Regions from separate parts of the Homo sapiens genome. Here region 2 is linked to region 1. Evidence: read pairs that join two places in POLR2A ChIA-PET (ENCODE). Cell type or tissue: PC-3. All regions are shown on one strand. Each heading gives the region's core, and the rest is flanking DNA. Links, peaks and the distances in the headings are about the cores only.

Evidence for each region. Peaks named below come from ENCODE experiments on the same cell type or tissue, not always from the same donor. Only the 100,000 strongest peaks of a DNase experiment are listed, where the experiment ranks them.
Region 2: POLR2A ChIA-PET joins it to region 1 with 8 read pairs; 2 of 35 experiments call an interaction of 5 or more read pairs at or near these places.

The regions. Positions count from the first base shown.
Region 1 is chr7:92,565,655-92,568,573 of GRCh38, reverse strand. FAM133B (family with sequence similarity 133 member B) reads left to right here. Exons shown (of 11, transcript NM_152789.4): 10 at 2,513-2,560. Among named protein-coding and RNA genes, the nearest start is that of FAM133B, 23 kb to the left of the region's middle. In PC-3, for the core only: no CTCF peak of the experiment used is centred there; no DNase peak of the experiment used is centred there; H3K27ac peaks cover 1,499 bases.
Region 2 is chr7:92,423,254-92,426,172 of GRCh38, reverse strand. It overlaps the pseudogene TMBIM7P. Among named protein-coding and RNA genes, the nearest start is that of GATAD1, 23 kb to the left of the region's middle. RefSeq lists a silencer at 1,327-1,446 and an enhancer at 2,704-2,919. In PC-3, for the core only: a CTCF peak has its summit at 1,395 (motif pointing left); a DNase peak (open chromatin) is centred at 1,432; H3K4me3 peaks cover 1,051 bases.

The sequences.
Region 1 (2,919 bases), core at 285-2,784:
CAACATGGTGAAACTCCATCTCTGCTAAAAAAAAAAAAAAAAAAAAAAATTAGCCAGGCGTGGTGGCAGGTGCCTGTAATCCCAGCTACTCGGGAGGCTGAGGCAGGAGAATCACTTGAACCCGGGAGGCGGAGGTTGCAGTGAGCCAAGATTGTGCCATCACACTCCAGCCTGGGCAACAAGAGTGAAACTCCATCTCAATCAATCAGTCAATGCTGTAACACCAGAAGACATAGAATCTTAAGAAAAAACAAAATGCAGGCTGTAGCAGGTGTATATTACATACGCCCTTCAAAAACCATACAGTGGCATTACAGTATATCTTAAAATCCTGCACAAGAGGCTTGGTGCAGTGGCTCAGCCTCTTGTGGCACCTGTAATCTCAGCAATTTGGGAGGCTATGGCAGGAGAATCAGTTCAGACCAGGAGTTACGACCAGCTTGGGCAACATAGCGAAACCCTATCTCTTTAAAAAAATAAAAAAATTTTATTTTTTAAAATTTAGTTTCTGGGCCAGGTGTGGTGGTTCACGCCTGTATCCCAGCACTTTGGGAGGCCAAGGCAGATGGATCACCTGAGGTCGGGAGTTAAAGACCAGCCTGGCCAGCATGGCAAAACCCTGTCTCTACTAAAAATACAAAAATTAGCCAGACATGGTGGCACAGACCCGCAATCCCAGCTACTCAGGAGGCTGAGGCAGGAGAATCGCTTGAACCGGAAAGGCAGAGGCTGCAGTGAGCCGAGATCACACCACTGCACTCCATCCTGGGCAACAGAGCGAGACTTTGTCAAAAAAAAAAAAATTTTAGTTTCTGTATTGTAAACAGATTCATCACATGAATGTTTAGCAGGCTATTCAAAAGTCGTGGAGGATGTACAGGGCTGTTCAGGACATGGCGTGACAGCATCCCTCATCTCTGCCTGGCTAAATATAGATGTAGTACATCTGCTGTCACCCTTAGTCATTGTAATAACAAGAATAACAATAAAAATATTGTTTCCTAGGTGCTCGGTAAAGAGAGCTAGTGAGTTAGTGATCTCTGTTGTGAGCTTGTGATCTCTAGTGCTTAATGTGTTATATTTTTTTTAGTCCTCATGCTTCCTTTTATTGTTAATTGCATTTTTATGTATTTGTCATGTATTTAATGTCGTAGTCACTTAGCAGCAAAACCACGCAATTCAACATTAGGCAAATTTATAAATATTGTTTTGTATGTAATGTATTAGTGTTGTATTATGTTTGTCTGCTACATGGTAGCAAGTTTAATATGAAATATCTCACATTTGGACTTAACATGTAATACGAAAGTTTATGAAAGCTTTGACAACTTTCAGCTTATTTATTCTTATTTTTTTAGAGGCAGGTTCTTGCTCTATCGCCCAGGCTGGAGGGCAATGGTGCAGTCATAGATCACTGCAGCCTGGAACTCCTGGGCTCAAGTGATTTTCCACTTCACCCTTCCAAGTAGCTAGGACTACAGTCACATGCCACCACACCCCACTAATTTTTAACAAAAATTTTTTTGTAGAGGTGAAGTCTTAACTAGGTTACCCAGGCTGGTCTTGAACTCCTGGCCTCAAGCAATTCTCCCACCTTGGCCTATCAAAGCGCTGGGATCACAGGCACCAGCCGCTGCCCCCGGCCTCAGTTTAATTTAAATCCAGTGTACCACACTCAAAAAGATTGAAATAAAATATAAATGGGATGATAATTCTTACTTAGAATTTTAACCTATTGGCTTTATACTAACTACACTGAATATAGAGCTACCATTTGTTGAGCACCATAGAGTGAGAGAAATACCTGCTGTATTTTAGGCACTTCCCCTTGAGGGTGGATATTATCTACATTTTACAGATGTTGAGAGTAAGATAGGATTCAGACCTTGGAATCTATCTCATTTCAGAGCTGATGTTTTGTTTGCCTGTTTTGAGACAAGGTGTCAGTCTGTCGCCCAGGCTGGAGTGCAGTGGTGCAAACAGGGCTCACTGCAGCCTCAACCTCCTGGGCTCAAGTGATCCTCCCATCTCAACCTTCCAGTTAGCTGGGACTACAGGCACATGCCACTGTGCCCAGCTATTTTTTCTTTTTCTTTTTTTTTTTTCTTGGTAGAGATGGGGGAGCTCTCACTATGTTGCTCAGGCTGGCCTTGAACTCCTGGGCTCAAGCAAGCCTCCTGCCTTGGCCTCCCAAAATGCTGAGATTACAGGCAAGAGCAACCACACTCGGCCTAAAGCTGATGTTTTTTTCCACTGTACCACATTTTTTTAGGTGCTGAAAGGGAATATAAGAGAAGCTGTCTAGAGATTTTACGTCTTAATTGTCCTTCCTTTATGTTTTTTATTGAAACCTCATTGAGATATAACAGGAGTTATTTTAAATGTCCTGTGATTGTCAAAATGTTTTTTACATTTAAATTTTGAAGATGCAAGATAGAGAATGAAAGAAAAATGCCTTGAGTACAAATTACATGTTTGTCTTCTGTTCTCCACAAAAATTTAAACTTTCTAGGTGCGAGCAAAAAAGAAGAAAAGCAGTGAAGAACGAGAAAAAGCAACAGCAAGTATCTCTTAACGTTTTTACAGACAATAGAATAGGTGTTTTGGTTTAATATAAAATGAGTCATGGTAAAGCTTGATTGGATTTACTGGGACCAAATAAGTATTTGTTGGGAAAGGTGTGGTGTGTTCAGCAGCTTCACTTAATGGGTAGGAGAAAGTCAAAATGGTTCAGGAAAAATAAAAAATACCCTGGTAGCAAGCATGTCCTGTTTCCATTTCAGTATTTTACTGTTAGAAATATAAGCTCAGGGCTGGGCGCTGTGTCTCACGCCTGTAATCCCAGCACTTTGAGAGGCTGAGGCAGGTGGATCATGAGGTCAGGAGCTCGAGACCATCCTGGCTAACACGGTGAAACCC
Region 2 (2,919 bases), core at 333-2,832, 140 kb after region 1:
TGCCTCTGATGAGGGCACCTTGGGGAGCGCACTCCCGAGTCTGGGCTGCACTTCAGGAACAGTTAACCTGACTGTTGCTGGGACCCCTCTCAGGTGCAAACACATTTCGTTATGGAGAGTGGATTCCACGTCTAGTTCACAAAGTCGTGTGCAAGAAGTTTATATTTCTTTATTCTTGTAAAATGTATTTTATTTCTTCTTGAAGTCCCACTGGAAGCAGAACCCATCTCTGAGCGAGGTTCTCCCTCATTTCCACAGCTTGAGATGCATCTCAGCTCATGAGGGCTTTCCCAGCACCGCAGAGTCAGGGGCTGAGAGGGCTCTCCTGATTTAACTGCGGCTTGGTTCCTGGTCCCGCGTTCCGGGTTCCCCAGCGCCTCATTGTGGTGGCTTCCACTCACAAGGCTTCGCCACATCTGCCCATTTTCTGTCGTTGGTGCCACCCTAGACCACAGAACCCAGGGTGGCTCCCTTTCTTGCAGCCAATTCCTTTCTGTGCTGCCCACAGAAACCCCAGGATCGTGCCAGCTCTCAGCAGGTACCTGAAGCTCCTAGATTTTTCTAAACCTGAATAGAACTCGAATTTCCACCAGTTTCCCTGCATTCCAACTCAGGGCTTAGCTCCCCAAAGGTCGCAGGGCTCCTCCCCAGGGACCCGGCATCCTCCAGGAGTCAGGCGGGTCAAGCCAAACCTCTTGCCTCCCGGAGGTGTGGTCTCTCTGAAGCTCACAGATAGTAACTCCGAGAGTGTTTGGGTCCTCTTATGAAAACCCAGAACCGTCTCAGTATGATTCAGGAGATTGTCAGCAAACAATTCTTTCTTTTTTTTTTTGGAGACGAAGTCTCTCGCTCTTGTCGCCCAGGCTGGAGTGCAATGGCACGATCTCGGCTCACTGCAACCTCCGCCTCCCAGGTTCAAGCGATTCTCCTGCCTCAGCCTCCCGAGTACCTGGGATTATAGGTGCATACCACCACGCCCGGCTAATTTTTGTATTTTTAGTAGAGATGGGGTTTCACCATGTTGGCCAGGCTGGTCTAAGAAATCCTGACCTCAGGTGATCCGCCTGCCTCGGCCTCCCAAAGTGCTGGGATTACAGATGTGAGCAACCGCGCCCGGCCAGCAAACGATTCTTTTTTGGGGAAGGTTGGCATTTCTTCCCAAGCAGTGTTGATCATTCTTTCACGGGAAGATTTATTTACCAATTGATTTATTCCCCATCTGATTCCAAATAAGACTTGAGGTGGCTTATAAAAATATCCATAATATACGAAGATAAGATCAATTAATGGAGAAATCTGATGAAAGGAAAAATGGGCTAGAAAATAAAGATAATGGTTAGATTAGTGTACAAAATGCATCAAGTCCTATGCACGCGTCTGGAGCCTAGGTTTGGTTCTGCGCCCCCTGGTGGTCAAAGTGAGCAAGAACACGTGACCGTCGGTGAGACTCAGCACCAGTACGGTGTAGCGACCCTGGGGATTTACATGCTGGGAGGAATAGCTAGCTCCTGAGGCTGGAGAAGACGGGCTGCCTGCTGTCCACGTTTGGACATTGCCTCACCTGCCAAAGCATGGAGGAGGCTTCCTTAGCTGGTGTGGGTACCCTGTTCACTGCCCGGGCCAGCAGTGGGGTGTCCCAGTTCCTGCACTGACAGCACAGATCACACTCAGAACGGGGCGGGGCTGGAAGCCAGACAGAGGCGGGAATCTGGGAGCCGAGACGGTGGGGGAAGGGCGACAGGAGGGCGTGCTGGTTTCCCAGAAATGTTTGAGTTTTTTACTTAAAAATTTTAAATGGCCTTAACGTTTATTACAAGAGATAAAAGTTATTGGTCTCCAAGGAAGCTCTCATCTCTGAGGTTTTGCTGTTTATCTCAAAGCAAGTAACGGCTTAAAAGAAGAGATATTATACAGGGGCAAAGCATTAGTTATGTTTTCCAGACTTAACCTCATGCCCAAGGGTTAAAAGATATATGGGAAAAAGCCCATTTCAGAAAAGGAGTTGAGGGAAAAAAGGAAAACACATTTCACTGACAACAGCTTTTGTCCCATAGAATTTTGGCCTCTTGAGCCCATGTTCTGAGCTCTTGAAGTCTTCAGACAGTTGTGACTTCCACGGCCTCTTCCTATTCTCTCTTCCACTCTTTCAAAAACCGAAAGCCATTTTCTAGCTTGAAACCATTTCCTCTTCTCTCTCCCTGTCTCCTCCCAGTCGCTCCCAATTACACATACAGTCACACATTTACACACACAACACACAGTCACACACACTCCACACCCCCTCATGCCATTCGCACCACACACACCCCTTACGCCACATACACACACACAGTCACACACACACCACACATTTACACACACCACTCATAGCACATACACACACAGTCATACACACACCACACATTTACACACACTACTCATACCACATACACCACATACACATGCACACTCACACACTTACACATATTACACAGACACACAGGCACACACACCACACACACCTCACTCAAACTCACATATACACCATCCACACCACACACATGTACACCTCCTTCATGTGCTGCTGGAGCTGGAGAAATAGGAAGCAACCGATCCAGTATAAGAGGAAGAAAGTCATCTGGAGAGGAAGGCTGGAAGCAAGCACATTATTAAATATCATTTGTATGGAGACTAGATACACTGTTTTCCCTATAATGGAAATAGAGAAAGCCAACTTAATTAAGTTGTACAAAGTAGAGAATCAGGCAATTACCCACTGGGTTTGGAGATGCCAGAGGGGCAACCCAGGACTTTGGAGACTCCACTTCTTTCCCAGCCTCTGCTCCTGGCCATCCTTGGCCAGCGGGAGTTCAAAGCCTTCTCTCGCAGGCCTCGTACTAGGATGGGCCTTCATTTTTACCCCTGGAGACTGGAGGAGTC